Regions from separate parts of the Mus musculus genome. Here region 2 is linked to region 1. Evidence: chromatin contacts called from ENCODE POLR2A ChIA-PET data. All regions are on one chromosome and are shown on one strand. Each heading gives the region's core, a stretch centred on a gene start or an enhancer-like site at or near the end of the contact. The rest is flanking DNA. Distances are from core to core; before and after follow the strand shown.

Region 1 (4,428 bases), core at 1,415-3,914:
GACTACAAATCTTAAAACCCTACACAAGTAACCACAGCTCTTAGAACCTCACCAGAGTGGTAGAGCAAGTCTACTCCCATTCCCCAGGCGGGGCGGCAGGGGCTTTAGGGTTGATAGGGCTACAGCTTGTGTGGCTTCTCCATACACTGGGATAGGACACTTGTGGAAGACTTGGGTCATTGTGGGGTCACCTGACATGGTTGCCTTGATGGGGGTCATGCGGGGTCCCTTGGGTGGAGTGACCAGAGGGCTGACCCTCCCATCCCGCAGGAGGAGGATGACCATCGCACAGAGCCTGGAGCATTCCTGGATCAAGGTGAGGCTTCTGGACCCCGGGATCGAGCTCCGGGGAGGGAGGGCTGTAGACGTGGGCCCCTGCCGCAGCTCTGCTCTTCACAGGTGCGCAGGCGCGAGGACGGCGCCCGGAAGCCAGAGCGACGGCGGCTGCGCGCCGCGCGCCTGCGCGAGTACAGCCTCAAGTCCCACTCGAGCATGCCGCGCAACACGAGCTACGCCAGCTTCGAGCGCTTCTCACGCGTGCTGGAGGACGTGGCGGCGGCAGAGCAGGGGCTGCGCGAGCTGCAGCGAGGCAGGCGCCAGTGCCGGGAGCGCGTGTGTGCGCTGCGCGCGGCCGCCGAGCAGCGGGAGGCGCGCTGCCGCGACGGGAGCGCAGGGCTAGGGCGCGACCTGCGACGCCTGCGCACGGAGCTGGGGCGCACCGAGGCTCTGCGCACGCGCGCGCAGGAGGAGGCGCGGGCGGCGCTGTTGGGTGCCGGGGGCCTGAAGCGTCGCCTGTGTCGCCTGGAGAACCGTTACGACGCGCTAGCCGCTCAGGTGGCCGCTGAGGTGCAATTCGTGCGCGACCTGGTGCGTGCGCTGGAGCAGGAACGGCTGCAGGCTGAGTGCGGCGTGCGCTAGGCTGCGGCACCCCCAGACCCCGACCCACCCCCAGAATAAAGCTGCTTTCCACGTACTGTCGCCTGTCTCCCACGCCCCGCAGGGAGGGTGGGAGCGAGCAACCCCACGATAGGTGCTCTCCTACGCCGCCGAAGAGATTATGGCTCTGCCACACCACACACCAAGGGTGGTGTCACCCACAGTTCACATAGAGACGTGCAAGGCTCAATTGGTAAAGCTGAATCTCAGTGGGGACCCGCAGTATCACACAGCTCCGAAAAGGACACACTGCGGGGGTGTGGGGAGACCTGGAGGACACTTAGAGGATATGCACCTGTCATCCCAACTCGTGGAGGCCGAGGCAGTTTGTGACAGCTGAGTCCTGCCTGATCTGTCCCTGGGGCTCTGGGTCAGTTTGTATAATGAGCAGTAACGGGGTCTGCGGCATTCAGATGCTGTCGTGTGCACAGCCACTGTGAGGCGGCAGGAGAGAGCCAGGCCAGGTTCCAAAGTCTGAATGCTGGCTGCCCTCTCTGAGTCCCACACCCTATGGCAGCTTAACCACCTGTAGGTCAAGATTCTGGGATCCAACACCTTCCGCTGTCTATGGGCATGGGGCGTGCACATGATGCACAGACACAAGCTCATAGAGAAGCCATGTGGGATGGCAAAGGCCTGGGGATCCGGATTTGTGAATTCAAGGTCATCCTGGTCTACAGAGTGAGTTCCAGGACTACACCTAAAAACCCATCTCAAAAAAAAAAAAGTGACTGGAGAGATGGCTCAGCTGTTAAGAGCACTGACTGCTCTTCCAGGGGTCCTGAGTTCAATTCCCAGCAACCACATGGTGGCTCACAACCATTTATAATGGGATCTGATGCCCTCTTCTGGTGTGTCTGAAGACAGCTACAGTGTACTCATATACATAAAATAAATAATTTTTTTAAAGCTGTTGCCATAGGCCCCTTCACGAGCTTTCCCGATAAGCCCACATTTTACAAAAATATGAACGTGTAATAGAGCATCCTCGGGACCCAGAAATGGAGCGTTATTTGGGAAGATTGGTCTGTTAGCTAAATTGAACGAAGGTGGGGCTGAGCTGTAGGCAGAAGAGGAATGATATAGAACAGATAGGTTCAAGCTGGAATGGGGGACCGGAGAATGCCGGCTCCGGGTGTGTGCACCAGGTTTCTGTTTCCGTATCAGGGCTTCACCCGGTTAGTGAGGACGGGCTCGTGGCTTCAGGTAACGCTGACGACAGCTGATAGGGCCGACACAGCTGACAAACCCCTGTGGCTTCTCAACCCGCTTTAAACTCCAGGGGCCAATGAGTTCTTGTGTCTCCAAAGCTGGTAACCAGACACCCCAAGTTATGAGCCTTGTCAGACGTCTGGGGCTTAGTAGCAAGGCCCCCTGAGTTGAGTCTTAATCAGTTAATTGACGCATTTATACGTTTTTGAGACAGGCTTTCACTATGTATCCTTGATCTGTGTTTGTGGTCTAGTTCGTACCTCCCCACAAGCTCCCTCGGGTTTAGCCTCTTGTAGGTCAGAGGGCACTGCTGTGCGCCATCCCGCCCCCACCTCCACCCGACCCAACCCCCCACCCCCGTCACAGCCTGGAACAGGTGCACGTAGCAGACCGGGCCTAGCCACGTTCGCGGTCGCTCAGCTCTTGACCATACTAGGGCAAGCAGCTCCCTCGCTATTAATAACCTGGCGGGGAGCCGGCGTCGTGTCTATAAAGCCGAGCACGCCAACCCCAAGCGGCTCCTTCAACCCCTGAGATCTTAAACAAAAGTAAGTACGCCAACCATCTCCCCTCCTTGGCCCTCACCCAGGCTTCCTGCGGCAGAAATGACCCCAAAAGTCAAAGAATTGTGTTAAAACGAAGGATGAGTGAAACACAGACCCTGCTGGTCCCGAAGGCTTGTGGGACAGCGGGCAGGAGGAGCTGTCATCTAAAGGGTGCAGAGCCAGGGACATCCCATCCTACCCAAGTGACCCCCAAGAATGCATGTGTGTCTTGGTGTGGGTGGTGAAGAGCTGGGGGATCAAAGAGGGGACTCTCTGTGTCCCCAAACTCAGTTCTCCTCTGGGTATGCAGCTCCCTGAACTTCTCTGTAGTTCAAAGCCAAAGCCATTTTTTTTTTTTTTTTGAGGTAGGGTCTCTGTAGCCCTGCCTGTCCTGGAACTTGATATGTCCAGGCTGGCCCTGGACTCAGGGAAATCCTCTTCTCTCTGCCTCCTGAGCGCTGGGATCAAAGACACGCACCACAACTCCTGGCTAAAGGGATTTTGTGGCTGTCCCACATGCATAAACCCAAGGTGTGTCCCCAAATTCCACCTGTGACCCATTACTGCAGACCTACTCCTGATGGCTGGAGAGACGAGGAGATGAGAAGTTCCTTTCCAGACAACTTGCAGTCACCGGGTGCATGGTGGTGTGTGGGGGTAGGGTGGATGACCTGGGGACACCCACCACTAGTGACTTCTGGCTCCTGTCAGCCCCTCCCCTCTGGCTTTGGCTGATCTTCCACTTAGTGTCCAGGATGCCCATCTCTTCCCTGGCCCTTGGAGACCTGAGGTCTGGAGAGCAGTGACCTTTGCAGGTGACAGTGTTGGACCAGGTGGGGCCCTGGGGTCTAAGTGCTGACTGAGTGTTCCGCTGAGCGCTGGCTGATGTCTGTGACAGGTGTCAGTGCAGGGATAGGACAGCACAGGGTGGGGAGGGCTGCCTGTCACCCATCTCCAGGTCCTGAGCAAACCACCACTATCACCTCAGTCTCTGGGTGTGGTTATTAGGACTTGGGGTGTGTGGGTTTTGGTGAGGTCACAGTCCTAGGGTTAAGTGTGGGGCAGGAGAGTCAACAAGAAAAGCTGAGAATCTGGTTCGGTGGATAAAGTGTTTGTCTCGAGTGCGTGGGGACCTTGGTCAGAATCCCTAGGACTCAACTCAACTGAGGCACAGCAGTGTCTGTATGGAGTCTGGAAATCCAGCCAGGCAGGGGACCTTATGCTCTGCTAGGTCCCACAGGCCAAGTTCTTCAGGATCTGGGGACAATAGAGCTGAGGGGTCAGCCACGAGGCCCCACTGCTGGCTCTGGGGCTTGTGAGTGTCCCTATCAGCACGGTAACCCATACGGGAGACAGAGGAACCTTGAGCTCATTTTGTGGGGATGTCTGGCTGGGTGTTCTGTGTGGGGCATTCTGGAAGGTGCTGAGTAGTGTCCCACTCTGTGTCTGGAGCTCCCCCAATGTGACACTTGTCCCCAGCCCCCACCGAGAACCTTCACGAGGACACAATCACCAACCTGAGGTTTTTGTTTGTTTGTTTGTTGAGACAGAGTCTCATGTAGCTCCAACTCACTATGTAGCCACAGATGACCTTGAAATTTTGATCCTCCTGCCTCCACCTCCAAGTGAGTGCTGGGTTGGTAGATATGTCAGAATGCCCAGCTCTAATCCACCTTTTTTTGTGACAGACCTTGGACAAGGGACTCCATCTTCCCTGAGCCTCAGTATTCTTAGC
Region 2 (4,436 bases), core at 1,588-4,087, 130 kb after region 1:
ACCTCAACAGAGCCCCTCTGTCACCTCAGGTTTGGGACCCGAGCAAACCAGGACTAGGCATGCCCTGTGGTCTTTCTGCATCTGTTTACTGCCACTGGAAGGACATCCCCACGCATGACTGTCACCTAATGCTGGACTGGGAGGGTCCATGTTGTCTGCCTCTCATCCCCTTGAAGCCCTGAGCTGGTGCCGTGGGTCCCCTCAACTACCAGGGGATTCTCTGCCCTAAGAAGGGCACAGTCAGGCTGCAGGCTGAGGGCTGGGTCCTAAGACACCGTGGCTGAAGAAAATAAGGGAGAAAGTGACATCACCTCAGCAAAGCCAACTATGTCCACCGAACACCAGGGAGATTGCGGCCAGTCTCCTCCCCTGGGCACACCCCAGTGTGTTGGGTACAGTCCAATCGTGTCATGCCCCTGCTTCATGGATGTTCCACCCACGGTGTGCTGGTAGGAGGAATCAGGCTGAAATGTTCTGAAAGCCAGCAGCCTGAAGCCACTGCTTTTGGGCCAGCCGCGTAGGCCTCTTGGGTTGCACCTTCAGGGACAGAGGTCAGGACCTGGCTGGCTTCCAAGGACTGCAGCAGCCATGGAGGCAGTGAGGAGCATGACACAATCATCATGGCCAGAAAAGGCATGGCCAGGGACAGGACCCGTGCGGGGGTGGGGCAACCGAAGGAGAGATGGACAGATGTCTGTCCCTGGACCTCAGTCCCCTTCCTGTTTTGGGATGCACAGTGAACACACTGGTAAGCTGCTGCAGGAGTTAATTCAGGGGCTGCAAAGGCAACTTGGGTTGGGCCTTGCACAGACCAGGCAGGTATAATATCACACCTGTCATCCCAGCACTTGGAAAGTTAAAGCAAGAGGGTTGTGGCAAATTCCAGGCTAGCCTGGGCTACAGAGCGAAATGAGACCAAAAGATAAAACTCCCAGGGCTGGCCCTACCACTCAGTGGGCAGAGCTCACCCAGCTGCGTAAGCCCTGAGTTCCATCCCAGCACCGCAGAAACCAGATGGGGTGGCACACAGCTGCCGTCCCTGACTTGGGAAGTAGAGGCAGAAAGCAGGCATGCAAGGTCATCCTTGGCTGTAACCAGTTGGAGGCCAGCCTGGGCTACATGAGACCCTCTCAAAAGAGAATCTGTAAATATCTTTGTGACTCCCCATCGTGTCCCCATCCTGTTCTCTCCAACGGCCACTATTGCCCCACCGTGGACGGTGTGTGAACTGTACTGTAAGGCCTGGGGGCTCCTCCAAGGCTGAAGAGGTGCCCTCTCCGGCCCACTTCTGTTCTCCTCAAGCCATCCCAGCAAGTCCCCTGTCCAGCCCCACATCAACCTCAGTGCAATATGCCCTCCCCGTGGGGTCCCTTGGCACGGTACTGTCTGCAGCCCCTTGTCTCTCACCCCTAGCTCCACTCTCCGGTGGTTAAAAATCGCATCGCACATCCTCCCCCCAATCCTGTTTTTATTGTTGAATCCATTCTGTAAACTACAAACCTCGTGTGTCTTACTCATCAGGACTTGGGATCCCTCGTCCTCAGCCTATGTGGTCTGGTGTTTGACAATCCAAGCACAGTGTCCTCTTGGCACCAACCAGAGGGGCCTGTCCCTCCAGCGCAGCCGGCAAATGTATGCAGTCCAGGTCCCCGCCCCACCTGTCACAGCCCCTCTTTTTGAGATCTGTAATAAATCTCTAATAAGAAACAGCTCCTCTCCGGTGACTTATGCGTGCGTGCGATGGGAGAGCAGGCGAAGGGTGGGCACCACGTGTTTTGTCTCCCCCGCTCTAAACCCTCCCTGGATCCCACATGATGAATCCCAATTCGCAGATGACTTCCTTTCTCCAAGCCTAAACTTCCCTATCCATAGATTAGCCACAAGTTGAGCGCAGTACGCAAGCTGGCGGGCGTAGTAGTACTCAGACTCGTCCTGGAGTCAGCCAGAGACTGTCTGTTCATGTCCTGTTGTTTTATTAGCTCGGAACCGGTTGCTACAAGGCTACCCTAGAAACCGAGGACTCCCGCGAGCGCTTGGGTCTCCGGGTTTCAATTTTTAGAAGTACACCGGGCCCTGCAGGTTTAAGTTCCGCCCACTCTAGCCACGCCCCTTTGACGTCCTTTTCCAAGCCCAGCAAGACCCCTAAGCGCAGTTTCTGGGTTCATTGGCCCCGCCCTCAGATCCAATGTGTCCATCTCGCCCCCAAGGTCCCGCCCACCGCCGCTCTACTTCCTCCCACTCCTCAGTCGGCCACTCTCGACTACATATCCTGCCCGTACCCATTCACAGTTCGTAGTTACAGATGTCAATCTTGCCTCAATCAGCCCCTCTTCCACCCTCTCAAATCCTGATATGCACTCCTCCGCCCATTGGTCTACGCCTGTCAATCTAGTTTACCAGACCCCGCCCACCCCGGCTCCCGTAACCGCCATTCTTGCGTTCCTTCTCAGGCCACGCCCAGCGCAGGTCCCCGGCCGGGTCTCCCGATCTACAGTTGTCGATCTCCGTAAGCCCCGCCTAACCCAGCCCTATTCTTTCCCCATAAGCTCCTCTACTAGGCTCCGCCCCTAGGGCACTGCCCATGCAAGTGCAGGCTCCGCCCACTAGGCGCCTCTTCCGCCCTGGAACAACCGCCTCGTAGCTCCGCCTCCCTAAGCACGCTACTCGCCGGTCACCTAGGGCGCGAGGGAGGGCCCACCTAGGTCAGTCTCCTTCACTGCATGAATGGAGCGTCAATCCGCTAGTTCTAACGGCGTCCCGTTAGGAATCTACTATGTGTTCCCAGCTTGAGAACTCCGGAGAAATCTCGGGTTATGTTGTCCCTGGAGTCCCGGTTAGAGGGAGTAAGTCATTCCCTGTGATCAGGCGCACTTTGGACAGTCCTTAGAGCGCCGCGCCAAAGGAAAGCCCCCGGCGCCAAGCTTCCTGGTTGTTTACGCGCGCGCATGCGCGGCGCGGGCCGCCAAATGGGTCGGGACTCTCGCTCGCGCTCACGGTCTGTGGGTCGCAGGGGTCGGAAGCAGCGGAGTCGAAGCCGGGGCCGGAGCCGCAGCCGGAGTCGGAGTCGGAGTCGGAGTCGGAGTCGGAGCCGGAGCCGGAGCCGGAGCCATGGGCGGAGCAGCCGAAGGCGACGGGAACACGAGCGGCGGCGCGAACGCAAGCGGCGCAGCCGAGGGCGCAGGTGAGCGTCCTGGGGGCTGCTCGGGCCTGGGAGCCGAGGGACAGGCGGGGCAGTATCCGAGATGCCGGGCTGCGCCGGGGCAAAGGAGACTTCCGGGGACCGCGGGCCATGAGCATAGGGGACCGAATGACTCCACTCGCCACCTCTGCATTCATAGACATTGTCTTGTCCCGGGCTGGCCTCCTGCGTCAGCCTCTGGAATGCTCGGGATTACAAGCCATTGCCTCACAGTTAAGGTTTTTTGCATTTCCTCATAGTTAATTCTGCTCAGTTGACAGCCCTTCTTCTCAACTGGCAGTACTTCTAACAAGTTGACCAAAGCCTAATCAGGACACCGTTCATACAGCACTGGAGATACAAGCCCGAACAGCCACATCTATCTTTTACTGTGGGTACTGGGGATTCGAACTCATGTCCTCAAAATACTACCTGGTGGTATTCCTCTTTCGTGGTTCCTGGGCTGTCAGAGAGTCCATCTATTGGGCCTCTCGTCTGTCATTTCTCATCCCTTCTACCTGTCATCTCAGCAGGACTTGACGGCACTGTACACACCAGTAACCCCAACACTTAGGAGACAGATAAGAACCAGCCTGGCTGTAGAGGGAGTTCCCACCTGATAGCATTGTAGATGTCATATTTAAAATAAAACAAGCACTCAGAAAGCAGAGACAGGAGGGTCTCTGAGTTCCAGGACAGCCAGGGCTACACAGAGAAGCCAGCCCTGTCTCGAAAAAAATCAAAAATTAAAAGAAAATAAAAACTACATAAAAAAGAACTACTCCCTCACTTTTAACCTTCATTTCTCTTGCTGTATTGTCTGTTATGGCCCTGGGACTTGTGTAGCTCTACTATGAAGGACAGCCTAGCTCATGTGGGGAGCAATGTGATTTACAGGCCGGTGAGGCTAGAATTCTAGGCAAGTACCTCAGCACCTAGGATGGTGCCCAGCAGCAGCCAGCATTGAACAGGTCTTGATGTGTCCTTCCCACAGGTCAGATTCGGAAGGAGAGCAGCGGCAGAAGTCTAGGAGGCGAAGCCAGAGCCTTCGACCACCCCGATGGCACTCACAGAACCAGTCCTCATGCTCTGACTCGGGTGAGGAGCGGGCTCAGGGCTCCTGGGCCCGTAAGGGTCACAGGCGCTCGTGGTCCCCGGGGTCATCAGCGTCTAGCTTGGACTCCCCAAGACGCTCCCGGAGTCCCGGGACAGCTACCCTGGCCCTGAGCCAGCAGCAGAGCCTGCAGGAACGGCTGCG

What was found. ChIA-PET counts read pairs that join two places held with the same protein, here RNA polymerase II (POLR2A).
Region 2: POLR2A ChIA-PET joins it to region 1 with 12 read pairs in embryonic stem cell. The contact joins the promoter of Cactin here to the promoter of Atcayos in region 1. POLR2A ChIA-PET finds 5 or more read pairs at or near these places in 3 of 5 experiments (Patski and embryonic stem cell).

The regions. Positions count from the first base shown.
Region 1 is chr10:81,192,027-81,196,454 of GRCm38, forward strand. Atcayos (ataxia, cerebellar, Cayman type, opposite strand) reads left to right here and starts at 2,665. Exons shown (of 3, transcript NR_015477.1): 1 at 2,665-2,696. Dapk3 (death-associated protein kinase 3) reads left to right here. Exons shown (of 9, transcript NM_001190474.1): 8 at 271-316; 9 at 400-1,171. The coding sequence ends at 918.
Region 2 is chr10:81,318,266-81,322,701 of GRCm38, forward strand. It overlaps Cactin (cactin, spliceosome C complex subunit), which reads left to right and starts at 2,838. Exons shown (of 9, transcript NM_027381.2): 1 at 2,838-3,181; 2 at 4,173-4,436. The coding sequence starts at 2,946. Pip5k1c (phosphatidylinositol-4-phosphate 5-kinase, type 1 gamma) reads left to right here. Exons shown (of 18, transcript NM_008844.3): 18 at 1-1,709.